2 separate regions of the Homo sapiens genome follow, and region 1 is linked to region 2. A link is a contact called in ENCODE Hi-C or POLR2A ChIA-PET data. All regions are on one chromosome and are shown on one strand. Each heading gives the region's core, a stretch centred on a gene start or an enhancer-like site at or near the end of the contact. The rest is flanking DNA. Distances are from core to core; before and after follow the strand shown. Region 1 holds the start of KDELR3 (KDEL endoplasmic reticulum protein retention receptor 3). Region 2 holds the start of MAFF (MAF bZIP transcription factor F).

Region 1 (3,650 bases), core at 343-2,842, 270 kb after region 2:
TGGTCTTTGGACTGCGTTTGGGGTCTCAAAGGACTGCCTTGGCTGGGCGCGGTGGTTCACGCCTGTAATCCCCGCACTTTGGGAGGCTGAGGCAGGCAAATCATCTGAGGTCAGGAGTTCGAGACCAGCCTGGCCAACATGGTGAAACCCCATCTCTACTAAGAATACAAAAATTAGCCTGGCGTGGTGGCGGGCGCCTGTAATCCCAGCTACTTGGGAGGCTGAGGCATGAGAATCGCCTGAACCAGGGAGGCAGAGATTGCAGTGAGCAGAGATTGTGCCACTGCACCCCAGCCTGGGCCACAGAGCGAGACTCTGTCTCAAAAAAAAAAGGACTGCCTTTCCCTGGGAGGAAAAGTAGGGAAAGTAGGGGGCATAGGGAGCCATAGAAGGGTCTTGACCACTGAAGTGACAGATTTTTATCACAGAAAAGAGGCTGGCCATAGTGGCTTATGCCTGTAATCCCAGCATTTGGAAGGCTGAGGCAGGCAGATGGCCTGAGCACAAGAGTTCGAGACTAGCCTGGGCAACACAGTGAGACCCCATCTCTGTTTAAATACATTTGTCATGGAAAAGCCTCTCTGGTTATCTGTGGCAGGAGGTGGGAGTGGGAGGAGGTCCGTTATTTAGAGAGAGATGAGGGCGCTGAATGGGAGGAGGGCTTATTCAGGTCAAGGAGGGGAGGCTAAGGGCCCTCAGCTCACCTGGTCCACTCTTTCAGACGCAGAGACTTATATCCAGAGGGGGTGGTGGACCTGCTCAGACCACACAGCCCTGGGAGGACTCCCTCCCACCAGGGACCCTTCACTCCCCACCCTTCCTGGTGCTCAGCCCTCCTGGGTCTCTCCTGTCCTGTGTGTCCCTGTTTAACATCCTAGTAACACCAAGAAGAGGGAAGGCACGAACGAGGGCCCTGGATCTCCCTGACCAGCTTGACCTCCTGCCTACCCACAACAACCCGATTTTACAGGTGAGAAAATTGAGACCAAGAGAGAGGAAGGCCCACCGACCCAGGCTGCAGCCGAGGTCAGTCTGATTCTGCTGCTGAGTGGTGTGCCATTACCATTGTCCACCTGCAGCAAGATCGGGTCCCGACCGGGTGGACAACCAAATTAACAGACGGAGGTGGGGACTCCGCTTCCGGCTCGCCCCGCCCCACCCCACTCTCCCAGGGAGGGAGCTCCAGCTCCGGGAAGATGAGGACAATAGCAGGAATCGCCCCACAGGGTACTTCCACGTGCTGGCTCCTGCCAAGCGCTGGCACCAGTGTTATGGGGCCTGTGTACAGATGAGGAAACTGAGGCAGAGATTGGGGCTTGGTGGCAGGCCTCCAGTTTCTGCGGAGGGAAGGCAGAGGGCACTTGGGGCATGGGCGACATGGGTCGTGGCGGGCACCCGGCGCACACGGCAGCCGGGCGCAGGCCAGAAGCCCCCCCGCGTCGCCGGGCCGCCCAGTCCGGGAGCCGGGCGCTGGGATGGGCGGGAGGCGGGATCTCCGGGCCGCGCCGCTTCCTGGCTCCCCACCCTGCGCCGGCGGCCGCCCTGGCCACGTCACCGCCCGGCCAAGAGTGCGTGGGCGGCGGCGCGCGGGTGCGATCGCGGAGCTGTGAGGCGCAGGCAGGGCTCTGGGGCACCTAGAGACCGGGGCCGGAGACGTGGCAGCCGCCCTGCCCGCCAGAAAGTTTCCTAGAAGTTTGCTGGGCGCGGGCGCACGACTGACTGGCTGGACCATGAACGTGTTCCGAATCCTCGGCGACCTGAGCCACCTCCTGGCCATGATCTTGCTGCTGGGGAAGATCTGGAGGTCCAAGTGCTGCAAGGGTGAGGGGCGCCTGGCAGGGAGGTGCGGGACCCCCTCTCTGGCCAGCCTCATGCCCCTGCGTGCAGGGCAGGGCGCTCCAGGTGTCTGCTCAGGGTGGGGACTCCGGCGTGGGGGTCCTTGAAACTTTGCGGAGCTCCACTTCCAAAAACAATGTAAAGTTGTATAAAATCAGAGGAGGAGGACCCCTCGAGATGATGGGAGGCGGGTGGGTTTGTTCCTGCACAGACGCCCCCTCAGGTTGGCAGTGTCACTGCTGGTTGGAAGAGGGGGTTATAAGGGAGGTGACAACCCCTCCCTCCCACCAGTTACACCCATTGTTCCTTCCACCATCGACTGTGGGGAGAAGCAGATATGCACTCAGGAACGGCCCACGATTCTCAAGGTCTTCTCTTCCCTGCCCCTTCCCAGACCCCACCCCGCCCCCCAAAGTGAGCCCTCGTCCCTCCCCTGCCTGCATGTGTGGCACCGGTGGCTGTGATGTGGCAGGAGGGCACCAGCCGGGCTCAGGCGGGTATGGAGCTGCCTCTAAACGGAAGCCGGGGAAGGCTGGAGGGGTCCCCTGTTTGCATTCTGGCTGCCCTGCTGGGGGTTTGGAGAAGCTTGGAGGCTGGACTCGCGGTCGCCAACAGATCCAGAGCCACGAAAGGCTGCCAGAGCCTCCTCCAGCCATCTTTGTCCACCGGCATCCTCGTGGTGCCCTCCCTGTGCCTGGCACTGGGTGTGCAGAGGCAGGAGTGAGCTCAGGCTCCTCGTGGGGCTGAGGAGGCTGAGAAGGCTGAGAGTGGGCCCCGAAGGCCCTGTGGAAGGAGCAGCTCCGTGCTGGTCCCGGAGGACGAGCAGGTGTCAATCCAGGAAGTGTGTGCTGTGGAGGGCTCCGGGGATGAAGAGGCATGGAGGTCACCAAGCACCGGGCATCCCCCGGGAAGGGTGGGCAGCCAGATTTGGGGTGGTCTGGAGGGAGATGAGTCCAGGAGGGAGGCTGGTCCAGATGTGAAAGGGCCTTTTCTGCCAGGCCAGGGAGTTGGGTCTGGGGAGCCCTTCATGGTTTGGGAGCCGGGAAGGGGCCTGGAAGGGGGCCTGAACAGGTTGCTTTGCAAGCTTTGAGAGAAAAGGCACAGAGCAGGGGGAGGCCTGGCAGGGTGGGGGTTGGTGCAGACATGAGCAACAGTACGGTGTGGAGGGAGTGGTTCTAGGCCTGGAGGCCATTTGGGTTTGGGGTCTCTGGAGAGACAGGTACAGAGACAGTTCAGGTTCTTCCTCAGGGGAGGTGGCCAGGAATGCTGAGTGGGGGACCCGGAGCAGCAGGCCCTGGTGAGGGGAGAATCAGCTCCAACCTCTTCCTGCACTTTTGCAGAAGGCCCTGCACGGAGTGAGCAACCATGACCAAGAGGGGACACTGGTACCTGGCCGCTGTCTGCCAGACACTGCTGGGCACCTAGAATACAGCCCGGACAGCAGAGGCCCAGCCCTGGTGGAGCTGACTTTCTTTTATTTATTTTTTATTTTTATTTTTTAACAGAGTTTCGCTTTGTCCCTGAAGCTGAAGTACTGTGGTGTGATCTCGGCTCACTGCAACCTCCACCTCCCAGGTTCAAGCGATTCTCCTGCCTCAGCCTCCTGAGTAGCTGGGATTACAGGCACGCACCACCACACCCGGCTAATTTTTGTATTTTTAGTAGAGACGGGGTTTCGCCATGTTGGCCAGGCTGGTCTTGAACGCCTGACCTCAGGTGATTCACCCACCTCGGCCTCCGAAAGTGCTGGTGCTGGGATTGTAGGCGTGGGCCACTGCGCCCACTTCTTTTTTTTTTTTTTTGAGACAGAGTTT
Region 2 (4,150 bases), core at 1,178-3,677:
GTGGATCACGAGGTCAGGAGATCGACACCACGGTGAAACCCCGTCTCTACTAAAAATACAAAAAAAAAAAATTAGGAGGGCGCGGTGGCGGGCGCCTGTAGTCCCAGCTACTCGGGAGGCTGAGGCTGGAGAATGGCGTGAACCCGGGAGGTGGAGCTTGCAGTGAGCTGAGATCGCGCCACTGCACTCCAGCCTGGGGCAACACAGCGAGACTCCGGCTCAAAAAAAAAAAAAAAAAAAGGAAAGTGGGGATCCTTACTGGTGATCAGGGTGCCACATAGAGGCCTACCCATTTGGAGAGGCCCTATGCCCTCCACAGTGGAGTAAGTGCCATGATGTCGGCTTCACAGGAGGGACTGTGGGAGCGATGGAATTTCAGGCAGTGGGAACATCATGAGCAAAGGAAAGCAGGGGATGAACAGCAACATCCACCCCGCACGTGGCCTCCAAAGCCATCTCTTTTGGGTGGGGCTTCCCACCACGGCGCACACCCCTCATGTTTATGTGGCCCTCCTCCCCTGGTTGCGATGTACCCCCAAACATCTGGGCCAGGAATCATTCAGACCTGGATACCAATTCCAGTGCTTGTACTTCCTAGCTGAGTGAATTTAGAAAGTCACCTTCACCTCTCTGAGCCTCCAGTCATGTATTCCTTCAACATGTATTTACTGTGGGCCTACTATGTGCCAAGCACTACTCCAGGCACTGGGCAGGCAGTGGTGAACAAGATAAGCCTGGCCAGGCGCAGTGGCTCATGTCTGCAATCCCAACACTTTGGGAGGCCGAGGTGGGTGGCCTGAGGTCAGGGGTTCAAAACCAGCCTGGCTGGGCATGGTGACTCACCTGTAGTCCAGCTACTGGGGGGCTGAATTCCTTGAACCTGGGAGGCGGAGGTTGCAGTGAGCCAAGATTATGCCACTGCACTCCAGCCTGGGCAACAGAGTGAGACTCTGTCTCAAAAAAAAAAAAAGAAAAAGAAAAAGAAGCAAGGCCTGCCTTCATAAAACATACATTCTGGTTGGGGAAGACAGACAATAACCAGCACTCACATACATAAATGATGAAACACCCTACAGAAGTATTAAGATAATATAAGAACAAATTTCAAGGCTGGGTGCGGTGGCTTGCGCCTGTAATCCCATTACTTTGGGAGGCCAGCGTGGGTGGATTGCCTGAGTCCAGGAGTTTGAGACCAGTTTGGGCAACATGGCAAAACCCTGTCTCTACAAAAAAAAAAAAAAAAAAAAAAAAAAAAAAATACAAAAAATGAACCTAGCATGGTGGTGTGTGCTTATGGTCCCAGCTACTTGGGAGGCTAAGGTGGGAGAATGGCTGGAGTCCAGGAGAAGGAGGTTGCAGTGAGCCGAGATTGTGCCACTGCACTCCAGCCTGGGTGACAGAGTGAGACCCTGTCTCGAAAAAAAAAAAAAAATTCAGAGGTGAAGACTGCTTTAACCAGGGTGGTCAGGAAATGTCTCTCTGAGGCAGTGACATCCGGGCTGACGTGAAAGATGAGAAAGAGTCAGGCAAGTGAACAGAAGACCAGACAGCCAGTGCCAAGGGCCTGTCGCAGGAATGAGCTTGGTATGTTTGGGGGACAGAAAGAAGGGCACTGTGGCCGAAGAGCAGTGGATGAGGAGAGAGTGGCCAAAGAAGGTGTGTAAACAACCTGAGCTTTGTTTTGAGAAGAACATTGGCTGGTATAGAAAGAAAGACTTTGGAGGCAAAGTAGGGAGCCTCGGAGGCTGCTGCCATTGTCCGGGTAAGCTGATGGTGCCGAGACCAGGTGCCATGACTGGAGGTGGTGAGAAATGGTCCTATGCAGGAGACCTGGAGACACCGCTAGCTTGAGTCCTGAGGTGGGGAGGAAGGGAGAGGGAGGGATGGAGCCAGGCTCCAAGGTTTTGGCTTGAGCAGCTGAGATGGGGTGGCAAGGGAGCAGAGGTAGGGCTGACGATCAGGAGCGGGTTTTTGGGCCGAGTCCTCTGCAGTGCCCATCTGACACCCACTGGATGCGCAGAGTGGGCAGCTGGCTATGAGTCTGGAACTCAGAGAAGCTGTTCGCTCCGGAAATACAAACCTGGGGCTCATAGCCATATAAATGTCATTTAAAGCCACGGGACTGGATGAGATCATTAAGGCAGAAGGTCTAGGTCGAAAGAAGAGGGCCAGGACCACTACCTGTAAAATGAGCCAATGACACCTACACCCACGGGGCTCTCGCGAGGTGTCACGTGAACGCACCCAGCGAGCCCTGGAACCAGGCAGAGAATCGCGGCAGCCCCGGGGGCGGGGCTTCCAGGGGGCGGGGTCATACGGGGGCGGGGCCGAGGGACCAAGCGGCCGCTCCTGGCCGGAGGGCGGCCGGGTCGGTGACGTCACCGCATGACTGGGTTTTTATGAATGAAAGGAATCCTGTGAGTGAGTAATTCCGGGAAGCTCGCCTTACAACTCCGCGCGGCCTCGGCCCCCTGCGCCGCCCGCCCCACAACAAAACTCAGCGCAGCGCTCCCGGGCGCCCGGTTCAGAGCGACCTGCGGCTCAGAGCGGAGGGGAGACTGACCGGAGCGCGGATCGGGACAGCGGCCGGGACAGCGGCGAGACGCGCGTGTGTGAGCGCGCCGGACCAAGCGGGCCCAGAAGCGGGTGAGGAACGCGGGACCAGGAGGACGGTGCGCGGGACCCCAAGGCGGCAGGGTTTCTGCGTCCCGGGATGCGCCTGGGGTGGGCGCCCGGGCCCGATCCGTCGGGGCTCCCGGAGCTCCATCGCCCGGACGGCTCGGGGCGGGGAGAAGGGAGCGGCCGTCCCGGGGACGCCGAGGACGGGGCCGAGGCCAGCTCGGGGGAGTGGGGGTGGAGACGGGGCCCCTTCCCGGGGCGCGGGCGGGTAGGCGGCGGCGCCGGGAGGAAGGGGCAGCGCAGGCCGGCGATCTCCGCGTCCGCCCGGCGGGGGCGGGGGCGCTGTGCTCCTACGTGACTCGGTGGGAACAGGCCCTGGCCCGGCGCCCGCGGGCGGTGCGTGCGCGGTTTGTTTACGTCCGAGGGCGGGCGTGTGTTCCCTGGCGGGCGGCCTGGGTATCCTGCCCGGTGCGTGCGTGCGCTGTGTACCTCGGGGGCGTGTGTGCGTGTGTTGTGCTTGTGTGTGCGTGTCCGCGCGCGCGCTCCCTGGGGCCTGTACACCAGCAGTGTGTACCTCGGAGAGGGCGTGCCCTGGGCCGGCCACCGGAGTAAACGCGGAACAAGGACCCGAGCGAAGGAAGCGGACCCGTGCGTCTTCGCACGGGGTCTGGGAATTCTGGCCCGGGCCGCCCCAGTCCTACTACCCGGGGCTGTCCGTCCCCGGCTCTCCCCGGAGTTTCCCAGGGCCTCCGCCACGTGACCCCAGTGTTTGTCTCCCGCCCAGAGCCCGCGCCCGCAGCCACAGGGTGGGGCAAGGTATCAAAGACCCCACCCAGCTGAGCTAGGAGTGAGGGATGTGAGCCACCCCCGCTTGGCACCCCGGTGGATCTGGTAACAAAGTGAGTTGGAGCCCAGGTTCTTGTCCCCAGATTTTGGGGCTTCCTGGGGAGGGAAGAACCAAGGGACTCTCGTTCGTCCCCAGGGTTGCCCATCCCCTCAGTCCCATGAGAACAGGAAGGGCCAGAAAACCTTGACTGCAAGGGTGCGGCGCAGGGAGAGGACCACAGGCTTTTAGCTAGTCCGGGTTCTGGAGGCTGTACCTGCTAGGTCGTGGAGGATGGGGCGGAGCCGGTTTCCGCTCTCCTGGTAGTTTCAGTTCACAAGTGGGACTGGTGAGACTAGACTGACCTACAGCTGGACGCCGGAAGCTAGCTGAGGCTCTGAGCCAGCCGACAGACCCCGAGTGCCCTCACCCTGGGCCAGGCAGGGTCAGTAGGCATTGGGGATAGAACTCTGACTGCACGGAGGGTTAATGAGTGAGGGGTGGGGCCTGACCTAGCCGCCACCCACCCACTCACCCAATAGCCCTGCAGAAAGCACCTGTTTGTCGTAGCCGCCTGCAGGATGGGCTGGGGGCTAGAGATTCCTTGGTCTTAATCCACCTTCCCCCTCCACCCACCCACCCACGGTCTATGGAATTGTGGGAGGGGAGCAATTGAACTTGCTAGGGTGAGGAACCAATGATCTTTTG

The links. Hi-C counts contacts between places; a loop is a spot of excess contacts on that map. ChIA-PET counts read pairs that join two places held with the same protein, here RNA polymerase II (POLR2A). Pooled maps may share reads with other maps.
Region 1: a pooled map shows a loop between it and region 2 (2.5-fold over the local background). The contact joins the promoter of KDELR3 here to the promoter of MAFF in region 2. A Hi-C loop is called at or near these places in 1 of 168 maps with a recorded cell type or tissue (chondrocyte) and 2 of 50 pooled maps. POLR2A ChIA-PET finds 5 or more read pairs at or near these places in 5 of 52 experiments (A673, GM10248, HEK293T and 2 more).

Annotation. Positions count from the first base shown.
Region 1 is chr22:38,466,504-38,470,153 of GRCh38, forward strand. KDELR3 (KDEL endoplasmic reticulum protein retention receptor 3) reads left to right here and starts at 1,593. Exons shown (of 5, transcript NM_006855.4): 1 at 1,593-1,821. The coding sequence starts at 1,731. RefSeq lists silencers at 1,355-1,424, 1,445-1,674.
Region 2 is chr22:38,199,567-38,203,716 of GRCh38, forward strand. MAFF (MAF bZIP transcription factor F) reads left to right here and starts at 2,428. Exons shown (of 3, transcript NM_012323.4): 1 at 2,428-2,646. RefSeq lists silencers at 2,255-2,584, 2,645-3,084, 3,935-4,014.